2 separate regions of the Mus musculus genome follow, and region 1 is linked to region 2. The links are chromatin contacts, found by Hi-C or POLR2A ChIA-PET in ENCODE. All regions are on one chromosome and are shown on one strand. Each heading gives the region's core, a stretch centred on a gene start or an enhancer-like site at or near the end of the contact. The rest is flanking DNA. Distances are from core to core; before and after follow the strand shown.

Region 1 (3,133 bases), core at 305-2,804, 370 kb after region 2:
GACTCTGGAAAGACAAAGGCAAAATAGAGAAAATCACCTTGGAAGTGAAAACTAAATTACAAGACACCCAGGGGAGGAGTGTGTTACCACAAGTTCAGTGAAAGGAATAAAGACTAGAAATAAGAGCCAGGAAAATAACACTGAAATGTGAGGAAGAAAACAGGAAAAATCAGAGAGAGAGAGAGAGTCTGGGGGGGGGGTCCATTATATTTGCTTAATGCTTAAACTAGAAAATCAAATGGAATAGAAATAGAAATAGCGTTAAAAACTGTACTGGAAACCTTTTCAGAGCTCAAGCAGAATGTGTGCATTGAAAGGTCTTATGTCGTGGGTACCTGAGAGGGACTGTCTACCCTGCCAATCCTCCAAGTATGCTAGGGCGTCACCTCAGCAGAAGCAGGGAGGAAGAGGCCTCCCGAGCCTCCGAGTGAGAAACGAAGATGCAGGAGTACAAGGGTAACAGTGCGTTAGGATGGAAGTCACCTAACTGGAAAGAACATCGAGCCAGGTTCCTGGAAACAGTGTGCAACCTGTGGAAGAGAACCAGTATTTCCAGGAAAGTTATGAGCGGTTGATTTAACCACTGTGAGACTGGTGAGCTACATGAGACTCAGTGTGAATTACACACTGTCTTTGAAACATTGTTGACATTGTGAAGGCATGCTGAAATACATAATAACTGATGGTGTCTCAACTTTCAAATGGTTCAACAAGAAAAATTTAAAAATTAGAAAATTGCTCATTTTTTTTCACAAGTTTTTTCTTTTAAAAGCTTTTTCTGTTGAACTGGCTCTCATGTATTAGAGGCTGCCCATAAACTCCTGTGTCCCTGAGATTGGTCTTGAACCTTGGTCCACCTGATATTACCTCCCAAGTGTTGGGACTAAGTGTTTTAATTAGTATATATATTTAATTAGTATATAATTTAATTAATTATTATGTATTAGTTGTCCACAGCAATGGATTTCATTATGTCGGTTTATGCATGTGCATGGTGTATGTCGGTCATATTCACCCCAGTTCTGCCAATCCTCTTCCCAGCTGGCTCCCCTATGCTTTCTTGTCTTGCCTTTGTCTATCAGTTGTGGTGACCCTGTGAGTCTCCTCAGGGCTGTCTGCAGGAGCGTGGGCGGAAGCCTGTTTACAGAGCATGTACACCTTATAGCTACAGGGCTGTGGAAATTCTGTCTCCTCCCCCATCAACTTTTAACTGCCTGTGAGTCCTGGAGAGGGTGGGGCTCCACGGATCCCTTGCTCTTCCCTGGAAGGGTCCTGACAGACCCAGCCTTGCAGTCCAGTGCAGATGTCAAGGCTGCTGTGGGTCTGCGATTGCCAAAGTCCTGTCGTATCCGGAAGTCAGCTTTCCACAGCTATCTCACTTCCGCTGACTCTTCCGTTCTCTCTGCTCCATCTTCCACAGTGCCCCCGAGCTTTGAGGGGCTGTTCTATATGTCCTAGGTATAGCGGGCGAGGTATTCAAACTGTCGTTTAGTTTATTCTCTCGACTTTGAGTAGTTATGAGTCTGCAGTCACTGCTGCCCACTGGAGGAAGAAGCTTGTCTGAGCAGCTCTGCGGGCATGTGAGCTCTGGAGAAGGCCGTTTGATAGGCGCGACTTGCATCCTGCAGCCCCTCTTCCCAGCTACAGGCTTTTGACCAGCGGAGAGCGTCCGAAGCGAGGTCCTTCCTGTGGCAAGTCCAGCCCCGAGGTGGGCAGGCTTCCCGCCGTACCAGTGCTCTCAAGCTGCCTGGCCGTCAGTGTTGGTACCCGGAGGGCGAGCTGCATGGCGCCCCCTGGCAGCTTCAGCCTAGCCAGCAGGGGGGAGGTTCCAGCCCAGCTGCAGCTTGCTTTCTCTGTGTCTGGGGTCAATCCTGTGTGATCTTGAGCAGCACAGTCTGACCAACTAGTTATGGTAGGAAACTAAGGGCAGTGGCCTGGGTTGTTTTGGGGTTCTTGGGAGCACCCATGGTCACCTCCTGAGAAGTGCCTTGCCCTGGTCCTGGGATTCTTGTTTAATAGGCTGTAACCTCTGGAAACACCTTTATTCATCCCCACAGGGTGAATATCCCATTCAAAATATTTTTAAAAATTGTTTTTTGATTAGCTTACCAAAATGTCAGCTTTCCATGTATCATTTCTTTCGGTTGACATCCTAGACTGTACATTCTGTCTGCCATCTGCTCTCGCTGAGTGAGACCATCGTGTCCCTTCTATGTCACACGGGTTCTGCTGTCTCCCCACCCCCAACTTAAAGATCATATTTCTCCTGTGATATAGATGTGTATATATAAAAGAGCTGAACACACATGAGAGAGTTAAGGTAATAGAATATTTTTCAGTTTCTTCCATTTCTTGAAAATCTCATAGTTTCAAGTTATTGGATGACTTGAATTCCATTGTGTGTGTACCTCATTTTTGTTGTTACTTGAGTTAATAGTGTCTAGGCTGACTGTATTTCCTAGCTACTGTGACTAGAGCGGCCGTGACCACAGATGTGCAGGTCTCTTTGGTAGGATGCAGAGTTCTTCGGGTGGGTGCCCAGGAGTGGGATGGGTGGGTCATATGGCAACTGTAGCATTTGCTTTCTTAGAAATCACCACGTTGGTTTTCCTTGTAGCTGCAGAAGGTTATATGCCCACCAACACCATTCCAATATCCGTGTCTTGCTGTTAGCCATTCTTCCTGATGTAGATGGAATCTCATTGTGGTTTTAACTGGTGCCTCTGTGATGACTAAGGGCACCGAGTGCTTCATGATAGTTGCTGGTCACTTGGGCTTCTCTCTGTTCAGTGCTTAGCTGAGTTTTGCTTGAGTTGTCTTCTGTGTTCTTCCTGACATCTGCCGTCTTGAGCTTTTGTATATCATGGATATTAATTCGCTGTTAGATTATCTCCTGTCTCCTAGGCTCTTTCTTCACCCAACTCTTTCTTTTGCTGAACGGAAGGGTTTTGTTGTTTTTGTTTTTGAATTTCATGAGGTTTCATTTCTCTCCCACTGGCCTATTTATTCTGCAGCAGGAATCCATTCAGGAAGTCCTTGCCTGTCTGTAGCTGGAGTGTTTGCCTGCTTTTTTCCTCTGACAGTTTGAGAGTTTCCAGAAACTACCCAGGAGCCAGTAGGCCCCTCCCACCCC
Region 2 (2,756 bases), core at 224-2,723:
AACCCTCTCTCGAAAAACCAACAAAACAAAACGTTTGCGTATTAGTGCGGTGGTACCATTCCCACGGAAGAGAAAGGGAAAGTAAACCTGTGGGGACCTTTATCGTTACAACCATCGTTCTCTTGGAAACGGATGACAGTCCAATAATGGCGCGCGCGTGCGTGCGTGCGTGCGTGCGTGCGTGCGTGTGTGTGTGTGTGTGTGTGTGTGTGTGTGGCTAGACAATGCTCCCAGCAGCAGATAAATTCTGACCATCCCAATAGTAGCTAGCCTATGCAGGTAGCATATTGCCTGGCTGGGAAATCGTGTTATTTTTATATCTCTGCCTATTGCAAGTCCAACACAGTTCAATAAAAACCATGGGAGGGTGTGCTGTGGTGAGGCCTTATAGACCCCACTACTAGGAAAATTAAGGCAATGGAGAGCAGTGTCTCTAAGACACAAGATGGCAGGTGTGATAGTCAGTATAACTATAATTGGTATTCTTTATTTTGGAGCAGATATTACTCTGAGTTGAATTGGAGACAACCAAATACAAGTCCACTTCTATGATCTAATAACTTACGAGCAATTGAAAAGAAACCACACTTACCCACTTCCTTGGAAAAACAAAACTGCTCCAGCTAAGGAAAACAAAGAAAGGCACTGAAGCCATACTGCACAGTTGCGAAGAGCCCCAGTTAATGGATTCTACCAGTGGACTTGGTATTTTTTGGAACACAATCTAATAGCCAAAGGGTTGCATGAGCGTCCCCACAGCTCAGAAGTGGTGGCCTATGGTGCTATCAACCCAGAGGAAATACTTATCCCTGTAACTGAAGGCGGGCATTACTTTGCTGCACTGCTAATACTGTATATTTGAAAGGGCGGTGTTATGGATTGAACTCAGAGCTTCACGTAGTTCCGGTAAGCACACGCTGAGCTACATAAATAACCAGTTTTCACTATGGGTTGAGCCATACTTGGTGCTGGACACAACTGTGGGCAAAAGCTAAGAGAAAAGACGCCCTGCCTTTAAAGAGACTTCATTCTTGGCGGGTAGTGCTGTTTAAAGGTACGGAAAATAAAAGCGGTGGAGAAGGTGTACTCTGGTGGGACTGCCGACGAGTCGCGGTGGAGCTGGGGAAGAGTCCTGCCCTAGGGAGGGAGGTGAGCAAAGGCTGGAGAGGTGGGCGCCTGCGTACTGAGCGGGCGGCGGCTGGCGCGGCAGTCCGGGGCGTCGTGCGGAAAGCGCCGCGGGGCCAGGCAAGGTCGGGACGCGGGCGGGGAGCCTCTCCGGGAAGGTAGAGCGGATCACAGCACGCAGCGGGCTGGGCCGGTGAATCCTCCCGCCCGCCGGCCGGCCGGGTCGGGATCGCTGCAGCGGCCGCGGCCACCAGTAGGTGGCGCGCCGAGCGCCCGGCTCCCAGCGTCTCAGAGCCGAGGAAGGAGGGGACCGGAAGGAGCCGCCGCTGCTGCGGGAAGTGGAGGAGCGGGAGGCGGGGACCCACCTGGAAGCGCCGCGGCGCCGCTGTGGCGCTTCCTGCGGCGGAGGGCGCTGGAGCCAGTGCGGCGGCCGACGGCGGCCACGCGGGCGGCGCCTCCCGGAGCGGCCCGCCCCACGCGAGAGGTAAGCGGGATCCCCGGGGCGCGTGGCGGGGCCGGCGCAGGGGCGGGAGCGGAGCGCGGAGGGAAAGGCGCGCGCGGGGCCGGAGCCCTTCAGAGCGAGCGAGCGCCGGGAGGGGGTGGCCGAGGCGGCGGCGGCGGCGGCGCCCCCACGTGGGCCGGGCGCGCGCGTTCGCGGCTGAGGGGGCGGGGAGGCCTGCGGAGGCGCCGGGCGCGCGCGCGGGGCTCACGTGACGGCCACGTGACCGGAGGCCAGGCCGGCTGAGGGCTAGCGCGGTCCTCCGTGGCGTCCGGAGGGCGGCAGAGGGCTGAGTTTGGCGTCCCGCCTTTCCTTCTCCCCTCAGACGACTCAGAGGAGGAATCCAGGGCGGGGAAGGCTTGCCTCTCCTCCCGTTTGCCCGCGGCCTCCCAGTGCGAGGACGAACCACACGTTCAAAGTCCCGAAGTAGTGATTAGCTTCCCCCACGCCGCCATGTTGGCTCCAGCGCACGCCCGCCCGCGAGATGCCAGCGGGTCGGTATCGCGAGATCTCCGGACTCTCGCGGGACCTGGTTGGCAGAGCGGTTGCGCTGGATGGCGGAGCCCCGGGTTCTCGGGGCCCTGGGACCAGTAACTCTTTTCCTGCAGGCAAGTTGTCGGGGAGGGGCCGGGGCGCGCGCCCGGGCGCCGGGAGCCTTCGTGCGCGCGCCTCGCCGTCGCCTGCGGCGGTGCAGAGCGGCTGTCGCGCGCCGCGCTCCTCCCGCCCCCGGGCGCCCGCCACCTGCGGAGACCTCCCCGCCGGCCGCTGCCCGGCGCTCGCTCGCCGGCCCGGAGGCCGCTGCCAGCCCGCCCCGCCCGCCGCCGCCCCCTCTGCCCAGTTACCCTCTCTGCAGACAGCTCCACTTTCCTGTCGCCTGTGGCTGCAGAATCTTCCCCCAGTCTCCCAACAGAACGCATAGCATCTCTCGTGTCCGGGCGTCATTTAGCCACCCACTTGTCTATTGGGAAGTTCTCCTCGTCACCCTGGCTGCTGACAGTAACTTTTGGCAGTGTTTGGGAGGCCCCCTCACCCCTGACAGTACCCGAGGTCAGAATACAATCCTTGTTCTGTACATGCTGATAAACTCACGTCGGTAGGGATTGGGGCTACCATTTTTGGTATTCTGGGGTGC

What was found. Hi-C counts contacts between places; a loop is a spot of excess contacts on that map. ChIA-PET counts read pairs that join two places held with the same protein, here RNA polymerase II (POLR2A).
Region 1: POLR2A ChIA-PET joins it to region 2 with 16 read pairs in Patski. The contact joins the enhancer-like site here to the promoter of Zzz3 in region 2. A Hi-C loop is called at or near these places in 1 of 37 maps with a recorded cell type or tissue (gastrocnemius). POLR2A ChIA-PET finds 5 or more read pairs at or near these places in 2 of 5 experiments (Patski and embryonic stem cell).

The regions. Positions count from the first base shown.
Region 1 is chr3:152,762,002-152,765,134 of GRCm38, forward strand. The region is part of intron 9 of Pigk (phosphatidylinositol glycan anchor biosynthesis, class K); the gene reads left to right. Among named protein-coding and RNA genes, the nearest start is that of Gm40181, 7.5 kb to the left of the region's middle. Within about 2 kb of position 1,555, at least 1 of the 3 ENCODE cell types and tissues checked has a DNase peak (open chromatin) inside an H3K27ac peak, as active enhancers do.
Region 2 is chr3:152,394,530-152,397,285 of GRCm38, forward strand. Zzz3 (zinc finger, ZZ domain containing 3) reads left to right here and starts at 1,474. Exons shown (of 14, transcript NM_001080755.2): 1 at 1,474-1,609.